Linked DNA regions of Mus musculus: region 1 is linked to region 2. Evidence: chromatin loops called from intact Hi-C (ENCODE). Cell type or tissue: left cerebral cortex. All regions are shown on one strand.

Region 1 (8,000 bases), 70 kb after region 2:
TCCGAGTTTAAGGAACACACCTTTAATCTGGGGTACACCTTTCATCTGGGATTAAAGGTGTGGTGGAACACACCTTTAATCTGGGCTACACCTTCTGCTGGAGACAATATAAGGACATTGGAAGAAGGGAGCTCTTGCTCTTGCTCCTTCGCCTGCTTGCTGCGTGAGACTGAGTAACTGCTAGATCCTTGGACTTCCATTCACAGCTGCGACTGAACCATTGTTGGGAATTGGGCTGCCGACTGTAAGTCATCAATAAATTCCTTTACTATCTAGAGACTATCCATAAGTTCTGTGACTCTAGAGAACCCTGACTAATACAGTTAGGCAGTTTTGTCTAGTGCTAAGGTGAAGGCTTCTAGTGAGGGCCATGAGCTCTGCATTCTGAGAAGTAGTGTGTAGCCACCTGTGTAAGACTCTGGGGAGCCTTAGCTTACCCCCCCCCCACACACACACACACACGAGTGAACCATGTGGAGCCAGGATCCATGCAAAAAGCAAGAGGAATTTATTGTTCCAGTGCACTGGGGTTGTCCCAGACCCAAAGGAGAGGCAGTGACCACCAGCACCTGTTCGGTGAGTTTTTATGTGGTTTCCAGGGACAGAAAAGAGCATCACCAACCCCCTTTAAACTGATTGGTCTTTAGGAATGAGGTGACAAGGACTTCCCTTGTCTGAAGGTGGGCAATGGTCAGTCCTGAGGAATGTGGTTCCTCCCCGTTGTCTGAGAAATGTTAATTAGCCTCTCCCTTCCGGAGGGGCAAGTGTTTCATGACCTTCCCAAAGTTACTAAACTGACCTTTTCACCTGTAGCCATCTAGTAGCCAGGGAGAACGGATATACCTGAAAGGAGAGCTGGGGATGGAATGGGACAGACAGACGAGAAAGGAACGAAACCAAGAGAAATGTTTCTGATAAAGGTTTAATGTTTAATTTTTTTTTAATTCTAAATATATGGGGGAAAATCCCAAAGGCTAGTCCTTTGTTCTGGCTGTGTTCTGTTGCTTTGTCTCAGCTGGATTTTGTTGCAAAATAAGCTCAACAGCATCTCAATGGGTGGGCAGTCTCTCTAGACACAGCAGGAAGATGTAAATGTAGTGAGGCCAGATGCCTGGCTCCAGTCGGAGACTTGTTTAGCCAACTCAAGACTGGGAGAAGGGCACAGTAGTGCTTGAGGGTAAAGGAGAAAATTCTCCAGCCAGATCAGAGGAGAGGATGGAATCTCTGTCTTGGCAGGAGCCTGTGGAGCAGAGAGATAAGCACATATCTATAAACCAAGTATAGCCATGGCATGTCAAAGGGGAAATAGAAAGTTGTGAGTTTGTGTAGGTAAGGGTTTTATGTGACTCTGGGCAGGAATGATGAGGACAATGGCCTTGGGAAGGTGAGTGAGTAACAGGGTTAGGTAAAGGTCAGGGACCAGATGAAATATCAGGTTTTCTTTAGGATGATGAAAGAAAGCAACCAAAAGAGAGCTTAAAAAGCTTCCCAGGCCAGTAGGGAGTCTGTTGCTAGTGCTTGTAAGCAACCTCTTCATCTAACTGTGTGTCTGGATGTTTGAAAAGGTAGGTAACAAGAGCAAATGTGTGTGTCCTCTCATTTGTCCCCAAATCCCTACAGCCATTTACCATTTTTCAGTAGTGTAAAGGGTTGGTCAAGGTCTGGGAACGTGAGGGCAGGGGCCTGTGGGACTGCATCTCAGAGGCGAAGGAAAGTAGGCATTACAGGCTTACTAGGATTTAAAGGCTCAGCCAGGGAACCTCTAGATGCTTCTTAGAGGGGCTGAGCCAGAAGAGCAGTATTAGGAATCCAGGTTTAAGGTACCTCACCAGGTGAGGGACGGAGAGAGTCTTCTCCATGATGGCTGAAGGCAGGAGGGTCCACAGGTACTGTCTGTAATCAAGAGTGCGTTCACAATTATTCGTGGATAGCAGAAAGCCCAGCTTCTTGATCTAAAGAATAGATAGAAAGTTGAGCTTTAGAAGGGATGACACGGTATTCTTTGTTTCCTAGACAGTAAGAAGCTAAGCAGTATATGGTTGTGACGGTGAGAGTGAGTGATGACATAGTAGAAGGTCGTCTACATATTGGATTAAGTGGCTGTGGGCAGAGCTAGAGAGAGGAGGTCAGTGGACAGAGCCTGGCTGAAAGCCTGTGAGAACCTCTGGGGGAAGACTGTCACAGTAAGCTGGGATGCAGTACCGGTATAAGGATCCACCCAGATAAGAACAAATAGATCATGTGAATTTGAGTGTAAAGGAACGGTGAAGAAACTGTCCTTATGGTTTAGGTCAGTAAAGTAAGAGGTAGAGGAGGGAATCTGAGAGTAGAATATAGTGCTAAGTTCAACTGGGTGGATTGGAATGGCACCTGTGTTAATAATTCTGCGGTCCAGAACTGGGCAGTATGAACTGTCATGGTTTTTTAGTACAGGCAAGATAGAAGCATTGTTGGGTACATGAGTGCATGTGAGACCACCTTTATCAAGAAAGTACTATGTGATAGGTTTTAAGCCCTGTCTAGGTTTTTGGAAAATACGATATTGAGAGTGACTGGTGTAGGAGATAGGGTCCAAGAATAGGATCTTAATAGGAGGAGGATGTGAGGCCACTTTGGAAGAGGAAGTGTCCTATAGGAGTGGGTCAATGAGGGAGTCTGATCGGGGTAGAGTGAAGCATGAATGTTAACCAGTAAATAAGGGGGCTCTTCAGAGGCTAAAAGAGGGAGAAATTCCAGACAGAGTTGGTTGAAAAGGAAAAGTGTAACTTAACCATGATATCTCTGCCCAGTAATGTAAGGAGTGACCCTAGAAGGAACAGAGGAGAGGACCTGTAGTCTTGGGCTGATGGGCTTAACCATCACTGCCCACACCCACCCACCACAGAGATCTAAACAGGATCATTTTCTTCAGAGTAAGTGGGACATAAAGGGTAAATATCTCCCAAATCTATTAGGAATGGTAGAGACTTACCCATTACCTGGACAGTTATCCTAGACTCCTCTGTGATAATCTTGATGGTTTTGTTAGAAGTGAAAGTCCCAGGGCAGTGTCGGTCCTCGGACAGCAGGCACAGAAGATCCAAGAGTCTTTCCTGTGGAGGAGAAACTTAGGGCACAGACCTACCTTAGTGAAGCAAAGAGGTGCAGTCAACTCTCCAGTGTCCTGCTCTTCCATAGTTTGGGCAGGGTCCTGGAGGTAAGCAAAGGGAAGGGCAGGTTTTTCACCCAGTGGCCAGCTTTGCCACTTTAAAGCAAGCCCCAAGTGAGGTTCATTTGTGCCCCCATCTTCTCTTCGGAGGACACCATGGGCTGCGGCCAGGAGCTGGTACTTCTGTCTCTCATGGGAAGTCCTTTACATCTTTCCCTGCTTCTCTCTTCCATTAGACACCTTAATGCCACATCCAGCCAATCTCTCTGGGGAGTGTGAGGACTGTCATCCGCCTTTTAAGCTTTTTTTTTTCTTTCTTTCTAATAGTGGAAGCTAGCTGGAACAGGCAAGCATGCCCTCTGGAGAATTCAGATCTAGATCTGTGTACCGAAGGAGGGGCTCTGCAGGGTACGGAGCTTGGCAGGATTTTCATCTGGCCTCTGAGTGATCTCCCTCAGTTTATTACAACTAATTACCTGATGGGAGGCCTTTTAGAGGCTGGCCAGGAGACAGATAATCATTTCATCTCAGGCTACCCTGCTGAGGGACTGATTCTTAACACTAACCAAGTAAATCCAGTGGGGGGGAATCCTTCCAGGAGACTGTCTCTTTCCCCCAACAGATAGAAGAAACTGTCTGTATGGTGGGCATCACCATGGAGAAGCGACAGGAGAAATAATCTCTAGGGCTACAGGGAAATGGGTACCTGGAAGAAAGGGAGCCAGTGAGTTGGGTGGGAGTCTTCGATGTGTACAGCAATAACCAGTGAGTAGAGGCTGAGGGAGGCTGGAGGTTAGCATGGACCTTGATGTTATAGACTCTATAGGTATGTGTTAATGGAGAATGGAGTCCTGGAAGTGTTCTTTCTCTGCAGGTGAAATGAGTCAATTCATGACAGATTAAAGTATGTAAAGGCAGGTTTGTTAGAAAGGCACTCTGGGCAAGTTCACTGGTGCCAAGGAATGAAGCCAGGGAAGTTACCATGAGAAGGGAGATGGGGGGAGGGGAGAGTAGAGAGAAAGAGAGGAGAGTGTGCATATAAAGAGGTGTATGTATTGGGGGGGGTGTATAGATTATATAGGGAAGAGCCTCTGGAGAAAGGGCAGCCCAGTCCTTGGGATGGAAAGTTCAAGGTAGAGGATAGGATATGCCAAGTAGGGATTGAGGGATGTTGGGAAACCTGGAAGCCAGGTCTGCCGGGATCTGAAGGACTGTGTTGTGTGTCCCTTTTGCCAGTGATAAGGAGAGTGAATCCTTCTAGCAAGTGGGAACTAGCTTCTCCAGTGCCTGGGGGAGTGCTGGCTTTTGTCTAAATACCGGACTTTGCAGAGAGAAAATTTCTTGGAACCTGTCACTTTCACACCCCAACTACCAAAAGCACAAGTCTGGAAGTTTCGAATGCACACCCAAAATAAAGATTTTCCCCTAAGCTCTTTAACTTTACATTTTGTCCCTAGTCCCTACCTGTCCCAGCAGATTTCCAATCAACTGAAGACTGAAAACTGCTCTGAATCAAACCCGTGAGTCCTGGAAGTGCTGAAAGCAGATGTAGACGGCTTCAGATGTTTTTGATGAATTTCCAATCAGCCTGTTCCCCTGGCTTGATCCAGCACTTCCAGACTGCTCCAAAGCTGCCTGTACTTAGTTAGCTATTCCCAAGCGGTCCCGCAGAACCCGGGCAGTGAGCAGAACAGATGGCCCAGGCCTGCCCTCCTCTCTTCCTCCCTACAATTCCAACAGTGGCTTAATTTCAGCCAAGAAGCAGTTACAGAAGAGATTCCCTCGCCTCTTATCATCATCATCATCAACAACAACCCTCAAATGTCAAATCCCAAAGAAACCCCAGGACAAATGGTTACAGTGAGGGTTGGGGTGTCTATTAGCACCAAAGCACATGCTGGCCTCAATGCTCTCAGCTTCACAAGTGACTGTCACAGAGTCTCTGCAGGTAGCCTTGTTCTCCTCAGCTCTTCTCCCCCTACCACCTACCCTGATCTTCTTCAGCTCATTAGCTTCCCTTCCCCCACCTTCTCACCACCTCACTTCTATCTAACCCTGATACTTTGGCCATGTTCCCTCTGACTCTTGGTCTTCCTCTCCCAACCCCCCTTCATAGCCTGGTTCATTCTCCTGACCATGTCCAGTCTACTCCTTTCTCGCTGCTCTAGACTCTTGCACATACCTCTTGCTGTGCTCTCCCTCCGATTTACAATAAAAACCTTCCTTTGAAACATACCTTGACATAGTCATACTCTTCCTTTATGCATTTGGTGCTGAACGCCCCCCCCCACCCTTTGTCAGGTGTAAAAGATATGTACAAACCCAGTTTTGAAACTACATGCAAATATTTCAACATTTACTTCAATATTATCTGAGTTGTTACTTGGAGGAAGTAAAAAAGATTTTTCAATTTGCTTTTTAAAATAAAATGGCTAAAGGGGCTGGAGAGACAGCTTAGCCATTAGGAATGCTTGCTGCTCTTCTAGAATAGCATAGTTTCCAGTATAGACAAGAGGCTGCTCACAAATGCCGGTGACTCCAGGTCCAAGAGATCATAGTCTTTTTTACAGCCTCTGCAGCTATGCACATATATGCACATACCCTTAGAGACTGTAGTGGCTATTCCTGGTTGTCAACTTGACAATATTTGGAATGAACTACAATCCGGAATTGGAAGGCTCACCAGTGACCCTTATCTGGAGGCTGGGAGATCCTTATCTGGATCTTGGTTTGGAGATCTTGAGCCATAGTGGCTATGGATTCCAGAAGATTGAATCTCCGAGTTCAAGGAACACACCTTTAATCTGGGCTACCCCTTTCATCTGGGATTAAGGGTGTGGTGGAACACACCTTTAATCTGGGCTACACCTTCTGCTGGAGACAATATAAGGACATTGGAAGAAGGGAGTCTAGCTCTTGCTCTTGCTCCTTCGCCTGCTTACTGCGTGAGACTGAGTAACTGCTAGATCCTTGGACTTCCATTCATAGCTGCGACTGAATCATTGTTGGGAATTGGGCTGTCGACTGTAAGTCATCAATAAATTCCTTTATTATCTAGAGACTGTCCATAAGTTCTGTGACTCTAGAGAACCCTGACTAATACAGAAATTGGTACCAGCAGAGTGGGGTATTCCTGTGACAACCTGACCGTGTTTTGGGGAGGACTGTGGAAGGACTTTGGAACTTTGGGTTTGAAGATCCATTTGTTGTTAAGAGCTCTGCCAGATGTTGTGTAGGAGTTTGGAAGATAATGTTGAGAACAGTGCAGAAGATGGAGGTCTGGTTTGTGAAATTTCAGAGGGAAAATTAAAGACTCTTTTCAGGGCCATTGCTGTTTTGATTGTGAAGATTCTGTAGTTCTGGTTAGCTGGGGCTGAAGAATCAGCTGTGATTAACAAGATACCAGAACTACGAAAGCAAAAACTTTGCATTACTGGGACTATTGATGCTGGTTAGCTGGAGCTAAGAAATTAGCGGTGATTAAGAAGAGACCAGCATCATTGAGGTGACATCTTCTGGGAAGTGTTTTCTGAAAGCCAGATGAGGCAAGCCAGTAAAGAACATCCCTCCATGGCCTCTGCATCAGCTCCTGCTTTCTGACCTGCTTGAGTTCCAGTCCTGCATCCTTTGGTGACCAACAGCAGTATGGAAATGTAAGCCGAATAAACCCTTTCCTCCCCAACTTGCTTCTTGGTCATGATGTTTGTGCAGGAATAGAAACCCTGACTAAGACAGAGACATACAGGTATACACCGGAATAGAAATAAAAATGAACAAAAATAAGGTTATAGCCAGCATGGAAAAAAAATCAGTATAAATTTGGTTTTTTGCCTCTTACTTCATGTATAGCCCCAGGTCATGTATGATGACATAGGTTAGGCTTGAGTTTCTAGGCACAGATAGCAAGTGATGCTACCCAGCATGTGAGGGCGATGAGTCTCAGAGAATGCAGGATAGAAAGTGAAGATTCAGTCAGTCAGGATGGGCTGCTCCCCAGAATGTAACCACAGCAATATGTTTTATGTCTTGGAGTTGTTGAAAGACTGGTGTGCAAAATGCCCTCCCTACAAGGAAACTAAGTATGTCAGGTGCTAGGTTAGTTCATTCTTATACATATCCCACAATTCCAGCACATATCGAAACATAAGGGCTTACAATACAAATATATTAGATTATCCTCTAAAAATAAAATGTAGGGACAGGAACATGGCTCAACAGGTAAAGGTACTTGGCGTCATCCCTGAGGACCCAGATTTGACACCCCCATTCCCACCTAGGACCCACATGGTAGAGGAAGAGAACCAACTCCTACAGGTTTTCTTCCTCTGACCTCCATGTGTGTGCTGTGGCGTGTTGATGCCTATAAAATAAATGTACTAATTTCTTTTTTAAAAAGTTAATTCAAAGTCACATATCACATAAAAGGCTTGCCTGAAATGACCATTGTCACCCTAATATTCTCTCCTGGGTGGGGCCCTATCACTCCACCCCTTAAGGTGAGCAGAGGTTCTGGGCATACTGCCAAGTTGAAAGTGGCTGAGCCTGCCTCCTGGGGTTCATCCTGCTGGAAGTGAAGGCTCTGCTCTGCTCTGCTAAAGGCAAATGGTACCTTTGAATTTAAATTCATACCGCAGTGACTTGAGTGGCACCTGAAATGTCAGGGGTGTTAGTACTGAGAACAATGCTCATCCCGCCTTCTGTCTTGCAGGAACCTGCAAGTGGATCCAGGGTCCTCCTGTGCGAATAGAGGTCCTCACTGCTTTGGAGCCAGACATTGGCAAAGGCAAGTCTCAAGCTGCCTGGGCAAAGACATGACACGTGTTGGAGTCAGAGACTTGAGGACACCAGATGC
Region 2 (8,000 bases):
AGGTCAGGGGGACTGAATGTCCTCTAGGAGTGGCACTTTTTTCCTGACCACCCAGGACACACAAGCACTTGGCAGAAACACAATACTAAACAAACATAGAATGGAGCCACTCCCACCAGAAGCTTGAGTGGGCATCAGAGCACAGAGTCCATTTATACAGGGAGATCAAGTCCCCAGAAAATCATCCAGATTCACATTTCAGAAGTTAAGACCACAGAGAACACACCCAGCGGTGCACATCCTGCTTCTTCCGCTGCTGAGAAAAGGAAAACGTTCAGGTTGTAAAACTTTTTATTTTCCCCATTTCTGAGAGAAATCTATCATTAAACGTGTAAAATTGTCTATGGGAGACCATTATTGGGCAGTGTGGCAAATAGGTGCTCTCCCTAACAAAGCCTGGTGGTACCCGTTCCTATTCCTTCAGTTCAGGTGTGCTAGGGCACCTACAGACCCATATTTACTATGATGTGTTCATCTCAGGATGTTCCTACAAAGTCAAGGATTCAAGAATCTCAATGTCCAAGACTAAGAAAACAAAAAGTTAGAAAGTGGATGTGATCCATTTTGGATCTTGTTTCGTCTGAAATCATGTCATTAAAATCCTCGTGCCATAAAAGATGCAGCCACTGCCAGGGACTTACTTATTATAAGTGCTGAATTCTTCATGTTAGCTATTCGCTTCACATAGATGTGTTTGAAGAGAGAGATTTCCCATTCTCTAGTTACACCTTTCTGATGAATTGGGGACCAGGTCTGTTTAGCACTACAGGTTGACAGTGTGTCTTCCTGGTTCTGAAGATGGTTCAGTATCCTAAAGTGACAGCCTTGGACTTAGGAGGACCCACCTGAGAGGCCTGGGTATTTATGGTACATCCCACAGTACTCTGCTGACTATCTGATTATCTCTTCCACCACTTCAGCTCTAGAATGAGAACACTTGGAGCTATGGCAATAATGCTGGTGGTTATGGGAACTGTAATTTTCCTCTCTTTTATCCTGAGAAGCAGAGACATCTTGTGTGGTAAGTAACAAATGATGTGGGATCTTTTAGTCTTGTAAAGTTGTTTTTCACACTCAACAAACCAAACATGTCAGTGCGGTTGCTGAGGATCAGTTAAAGACCCTTTTGTGCTTGTCAAAAAGAATAATGTAATTCTTCAGTTTAGAAGGATTAAATTATAATTCCTCCTTTAAAAGAACTGATTTTTCCATTATTATAGAATAAATCATTTCCATTTTATCTGTACATATATCTTTTAAAAGGTTGTGACAATTTTTGTTTCTTTGTTAGAAAATCATCTCAAGTTAAATATCTCTGGTATAGCTAGGTTTTGGTTGAGTTGTATGGGAAATTATAGTAAGAAAGCTACTGAAATATATGGATTAACATAATCATTCTTTGCTATAAAGAAGAAAAACAAAGGATAGAATGAAGGGACAGAGGGGGAAGGGGATGGGAGGGGAGGGAAGGAAAAGAAAGGAACCTGGAAAAAGAAGGGAAGAAAACACAAGTAGTCACCCTGAAGCAAGCTTCCTGGTGGCAGGATGCTGGAGAAGGGCCACTTGCTGCCTCCAGTCTCTTAGATACAGCCCAGCCATTGGGCCTTAGCAACCTCTTCTACATTCAGACCTACTTCCTGCTAGGAGCTACATGCTGTTTAAATTTTCTGTCTGAACATCATGACTGTACTGCAGTCACCCTGCTGCCTTCCCAGGCTCAGGAGCTCCTAAAGAAAGCATCCTTCCATCTTTCCTTCTGGGTATCAGCACTGTCTACTCTATAAAGCACTTCTTCTGATGGGCATGTCACTCCCCTTCCAAGTCTGACTACCACTACAGGTATTCCTGGTGAGCATTAATAACTTGGGAATTGTGTTTCCATGACAACTAAAGAAAACAAGAGGGGTTCTCCTTTTAAATCTCCAAGAAAACCTAAGTATCCCCATTTGTACCAATCCTTCTAACATCTGGAACATGACAGGTGTTCAGCACACCGAAGGAAATAAATCACTTTTTCCTTTTGTTCAATAGCTATCGAGACCCTAGAGGAATAAAGCAAGACTGAAAAGATAGAGGTCGAGTCTAGTCAAGAACTCGATATTGCACCTGTGAGCTGTTCACAAAAACATCTGCACAGTGTGGCTTTAAAGTTTTGAAATGATATTATTTTACAAAATGAGGATATGGAACATCTGTAACTCTGCCCACAGAGTGTTTGTTTTGTCCTTGAAACAGGGTTTCAGTATGTAATCCCCATAGCGCTGGAAATCACCATGCAGAACATATAGATCTTCCTGCTTCTACCGCTGCCTCCAGAGTGTTGGGATAAAAAGCATGATTTACAAATCTGTAATAGTGACAACTCTTTTGCTTACATTTTAATAGTATATAATAATGTACAACATGACTTCTATAATGATAGTGCACTTTAGAGTGTATTTTACCATTCATTGGGATATTTTTAAGCTGGCTTCTTATCCATCTACTCTATAAATTTCTTAGGTAGAAAATCTGCTGGTAGTGATGCCACACATTGGTTGGCAAACATGGGAGAGGATGAAACAGGAGAATCACAATGTCAAGGTCAGCTTTGGCTGTACCTTCAGTCTGGAATCAGGGAGGACTTGCTGGGCATGTGTGAGGCCCTAGAGTTAATAATTTTTTTAAAATCATCAAAATCACTACTCCTACCCTTCTACTTCTGCTTGGGGTCGTAGCGCCCCTGTGATCCCACCTGAGGCAGGAGGATCATGCGAACAAGGCTAGCATCAGATGTATAGCACATTTGAGTGAACTCAGCCTGGACTTTGCAAGACTCTGAAATAGAAATTGCTTCACAATGGTTCAATTTTCTATTCTTTAATATAAGAACGTTTATCAGCTGAAAAGTAAACAGTGCCTTTGAAACAGTAAATATTCACCAGTAAAATGTATTTGAAACACAGTTTTCATATGATCTATTTCACTACAACCAAAATTAAATATACTTGGAAAATGAGAATGCAGATGACTTTGTGCATTTGGGGGACATCAATGACACTTTGAGAAGCAAAGCTATAGGGGACAACACACACACACACACACACACACACACACACACACACACTTACTATGCAAAGCCAGATGCCTCAAAGCACAGAGGAAAAGAAACCTCGGCACCTGGAAATTCAGTAATAAACTACTGAAAATGAAAAAAAGGTTTCATTTTCTCCTAAAGTATACCCATGACCATTATAAATCTAGGAAAACTTTGCTCGTAGCCTCTCTTGACAACCCTCTGTAGCACATGCTCCATGAAGCACTGCGTATTCCTCTCAACAGACTGAGATGGGCTTCCAGTGTTTGTGCAAAATTAAGATCCATGTGAAATTATCTTTATGGCGAACTCAGCGGCTCGTTGTAGCTGTGAAAAGAAAATAAGATGCAAATGAACAGCGTGAGCAGGAAAGCTGCCTGCAAATCCTGAGATTGGGAAGCCAGCCTAGTGGGGGAGTCTAAAAGGAAAGCTGGCCAGCTCTGTTCCAGTTCACCAGATTTCTGAAAACAGAGATCATCAAAACACGATCCACACAGAACGCTGAGTGAATCCCAGGTGACCAGAGTCAGCCAAGGGCAGCACGTGGGAGCCTGGGGCCTCTGTGGCTTTGGACAGGAAGACATTGGCTTTCTTTCACTTCTTTTGCTTTGTATTTGTGAACATGTCTGGAAGTATGTAGCCTGTTTCTTTGTCCTGGCATACGGTATCTTCATGTATAATGGCTTCTTGCATTCCAGTTATGAATATGCAAGAGGTGGGATTCTAGAGGCCAGTGTGCCTCCCAGAGCAGATGGCACTTTCAGGACATACACATAGAAAGCCGGGACAGGGAATAAGTCATGTTACTCTCTAGAATTTGGATTTCTGTTCTAGACAAACAGAAGAGACCAAGTTGAAATTCTTAGGATCATTGACTCTAGCCTCAACCACAAGTCCGAGATAGCCTGGCCACCTGCCTGCTGGGTAGATCTTGAGATGCAAAAGAATGCCACAGGTCTTAGAGAAGCACTCTGTTTCCCCCTGCTGGTCAAGAAATCCATTGCAGAGTATCTCCCCACTCCCTACCAGGAAGAATGAAAGGAGACTCCAGGTCTCTAGGCAGCCACACACTTCCAGGAACCCACATTAACAACACAGCTGCCAGCCAGTGGCCAGGAGGCAGTCCCCATTTATCTGCCTATTTGAAGCTTGTTCCCTAGTAAGAAACAACCCTTCTCTTTCCCTTCTTTCTTTCCTTCCTCGCCAAGTGTCTGCCCCAGCAGCTCCCCTGAGAAGTCAGCACACAGACCAAGGTCTGCTGGCAGCCAGTTTTCTCTTGTTTATCCTTCCTTTGCCTGTCTAATTCATTCGGCCCCAGAAAGTTGAGGGAAGATGGGCAGAAGAGAAGATGCTCTCCTCTGATGCGGATGAATGAGACACCTCTAGTCATCCCAAACATAATTAATTTAAAATCTATCCGGCTCCACAGAGAGTTTAGAAGATCACAGAGGAGAAGTGTTTCTGTGGGAAATTTTTCAACAGAAAAATCTTTAGTTCAAAGATAAAATTTGAAATAATCAACCTTTCTTTAAAGTTGGGCAAAATGGAAGCATAAGCAATACATGATCGTGATAATTTAAATATCAGCTTAATATTGGTCAATAATAGGATATTAGTTCACTGGCAGCTACTATTCCCCAGAAATGCACATGACACTCACATATGCATGTGCGCGCGCGCACACACAAACACACACACACACACACACTCACACATATACACAGACACACACAGAATTTTTCTCCATAGGTAATTGTTCTACACAAGCATTTAGCTCTCACATAATGCTTCTACTAAGTTCAACCTCCACCTGGGTACCAAATAGGTAAAGACTATGTAGTCAAGCACCCTAAGGCTCATAGTGCACAGGGCACACAGTGAAGAACTGATCCTGTTTCGTTCGGCTGTATCCCACTCAGAGGGTCTTTATTCTGCTAAGAAAGAGGGAATGAGTTGGATAATTTAAGTAGACACTTGAGGGGATGGAGGGAGTGGACACGGGTGTGTAAGGGTGCTTCTGCCCATGTGCATGTGTATAGAGGCCAGAAGAGGGTATCGGGGTTCCTACTCTATCACTCTCTACATTATTACCCTAAGACAGTTTTGATTACCGAACCTGAAGTTAGACTGGCAGCCAATAAGCCTCAGTAATCTTTCTATCCCTGCTCTGTGCAGTATTGCAGTAAAAGGTGCATGCAGCCATGTCAAACTCTCTTCCTGGATAATGGGATCTGAGCTGAGGTTCTAACGCTTATGCAGTGAGTGTTCCTATATACACTAATCCATTTTTTTAGTGCCGGATGGCAATACATTTTAAAGTAAGGGGGAATCAAGCTACCATACCTAGAGCTTTGACAATTAAACCGTATCCTTGTAGATTTCGAGGATCTTAACAGTCCATGGAAAGGAGTGTGGTTTTCACTCTGTGGACATCAGGGTCTTTGTGTTGTGAGGGGAGGCACAACCCAGCATGTCTATATTTAGAAAGCCACCTGACTTACAGCAAGAACAAAAAAAGAAGTGAGTTGTCTGAGACATAACTTTTCCCACTCAGCAATGGGGGTGTACAGAACTTTCCAAAAGGCATTAAGGCAGTGAAAGGAAAAGACACACATTTTCAAGGGTCCCCAACTCCACTTGACTCCAGACAACATGTCAAAGACTATCTTAGTCATTGTACTGTTGCTGCAAAGAGAGACGACGACCAAGGCAATGCCTATAAAAATAAAACATTTAATTGGGGACTTGTTTTACAGTTTTAGAGAGTTAGTCTAAGATGATCATGGTGGGCAGATAGGCATGGCATTGAGAGCTTTGCATCCTGACCCGTAGGCTCCAGGCAGAGAGAGAGAAACAGACGTTCACGAAGGGCGGGGGGCAGCAGACTGATCCTATTGTGGGCTTTTGATACATTTACACCTACCCCCAGTGACACATCTCTTCCAACAAGGCCACACCTATTCCAACAAGAACATATCTCCTAATCCTTCCAAATAGTTCCACTAATTGAGCCAAGCATTCAAAGAGATGAGCCTATAGGTACCATTGTTATTGAAATCATGACAGAGGCCATGAATACTAGTGGGGACAGAAGTAGTTCAAGTTGAAGATGAATATTTGGAGGAGGATAGCCAGAAATAAAAGCCAAATTAAGCAAAGATGTCATAGAGGAGGAAGAGAAGAGAAGTCAAGAACCAAGGCTGGGGCAAATAGGACCATAGACAAGAGATCCAGCATCTTCTGGCCCTCTGAACTCAACAGGCCTATCACAGAGAGCCCTGCAATGTGTTTATAAACAGAGAGAAGAAATAACATGCTCACAGTAAGAGCACTGAGCAGGATGTCGCATTCCAGCTGTGGTGAAACTGCTCATTAAGGACAAAGTCCATCATGACCAGATAGTTGCTGGGCTTGTCACATTAGGGGAGATAATGTCCCTTCAGTAGTGGGTGTTCTCCTTCCCTGCACTTGTTGAGAGAATTCTAGGTCTCCATGCCTATCTCTACCTGAGGAATGTCACAGAGCCTCAATGAGTTCATAAGACCAATTTCATTTCTTCTGACAAAACCTGTTTCAGCCAGCACCTGAGATTCCTGAAATGCTTCCCCACGCCCTGGTGCCCTACGCTCCCAGCCAATGACATTTGCCTATCCTAGATACTCCTACCCTCGGTCCCTCAAAACCTTGTAAGCTTTCTATCACCCTAAGTAAAGTTGATCTGCTTACTGACAGCTGGCCCCAGTGTGGTCAATTACCATACATAATTGCAGAGCCCCCTCACTCCCACCCAATGTGTGCTTGGTAGCTCTGCTCCAACCGCCCTTGTGGACAAAATTGGCCTGCAATCCATAAGAGCAGGGAGAGCCACACCAACATCACTCAGCAATGGCCCAGTATCCTGACTCTAGAGCCCACACGTACAGCCTCCCTGCTAGAAGGCCAGACTGGCCCACCCAGTCTAGAGAAAGAGGGTTTTTCCCAGCTGGGAAATTCAGAACCCAGCTGACTTCAGGAATGGAAATGAGATTTGGATACAGCAACATAGATTCAGAAGGAAACTGAGTAGACATACTGTGTGGTCTCGGGAACTTATGATCTTAAGGGCCTCAGACTCTCCAACAGCTTCCTGTCATGTTGTTTCTTCTTGCATCAAGTATCAAAGCCAGATTCTGTCGGGGGCTAAATGTTGCAAAGCTCTCTCATTGATACAATTTCTGAAATATGCCGTTATTTAGTTTGCTTTTACACAATATTTTTCATTTTCACATAGATGTTAATGCTCAAGAGTTCCAATAAGCTGATCATTTCTCAAGACCACATGACTTTCACTGCACCCATCTGCCCTTGAGGAAGAAAGCTAAAGCTGGCAGAGTTGCTGCACTGGGGGGTCTGTTTTTATGGTGCCGTGTTTTATATCCTAGGGAAGACCATGAAGTCCCATGTTATCAGTGCTGTGGAAACGAGCCAGCTCATGGTGGACCATGCAGTCTACAACACCATGAAAAGGTGAGTGACAGTGAGTGACTGTGTTCACCATGACGTCCTTTTGCAACTGAGGCATTAAAGCTCATGTGAGAGTATCCATAGCTCCACTGTGATTGGCCACAGTGCTCACTCTCACAACTTTGCTCAGAGAAAACAAAAATCAAAATCTGGAGGTCTAATCACAGTCCAAGGTGCCATGATGACAGAGCCTGAAGCTTGGACAGGAATAACCTTAGGGCACTTTACAGAGAAGGGGGTGCTGTGCACACAGGCTTGGTGCCTAGCCACTGCAATGTCAACATGACACTACCTCAAGCATAGAACCAGAGCCTTAACCTGCTCATCACTGTTTCCCAAAATAATTGACTTTACATACTAGTTTTTAATTTTAAAAATGTTTTCTAGCGCTGTATGTGCATGTGTTGCCCACATGCATGTC

Evidence for each region. Peaks named below come from ENCODE experiments on the same cell type or tissue, not always from the same donor. Only the 100,000 strongest peaks of a DNase experiment are listed, where the experiment ranks them.
Region 1: it touches region 2 in a loop (6-fold over the local background); 12 of 42 quality-filtered maps call a loop at or near these places.

The regions. Positions count from the first base shown.
Region 1 is chr12:30,055,020-30,063,019 of GRCm38, reverse strand. It overlaps Tpo (thyroid peroxidase), which reads left to right. Exons shown (of 17, transcript NM_009417.3): 17 at 7,857-8,000. The coding sequence ends at 7,895. Gm15691 (a long non-coding RNA gene) reads right to left here and starts at 3,553. Exons shown (of 3, transcript XR_872629.1): 1 at 2,972-3,553; 2 at 1,830-1,952; 3 at 907-1,240. In left cerebral cortex, no CTCF peak of the experiment used is centred here; no DNase peak of the experiment used is centred here.
Region 2 is chr12:30,124,822-30,132,821 of GRCm38, reverse strand. Tpo (thyroid peroxidase) reads left to right here and starts at 198. Exons shown (of 17, transcript NM_009417.3): 1 at 198-278; 2 at 921-1,021; 3 at 7,498-7,582. The coding sequence starts at 928. In left cerebral cortex, a CTCF peak has its summit at 4,059 (motif pointing left); DNase peaks (open chromatin) are centred at 3,449 and 4,050; H3K27ac peaks cover 517 bases.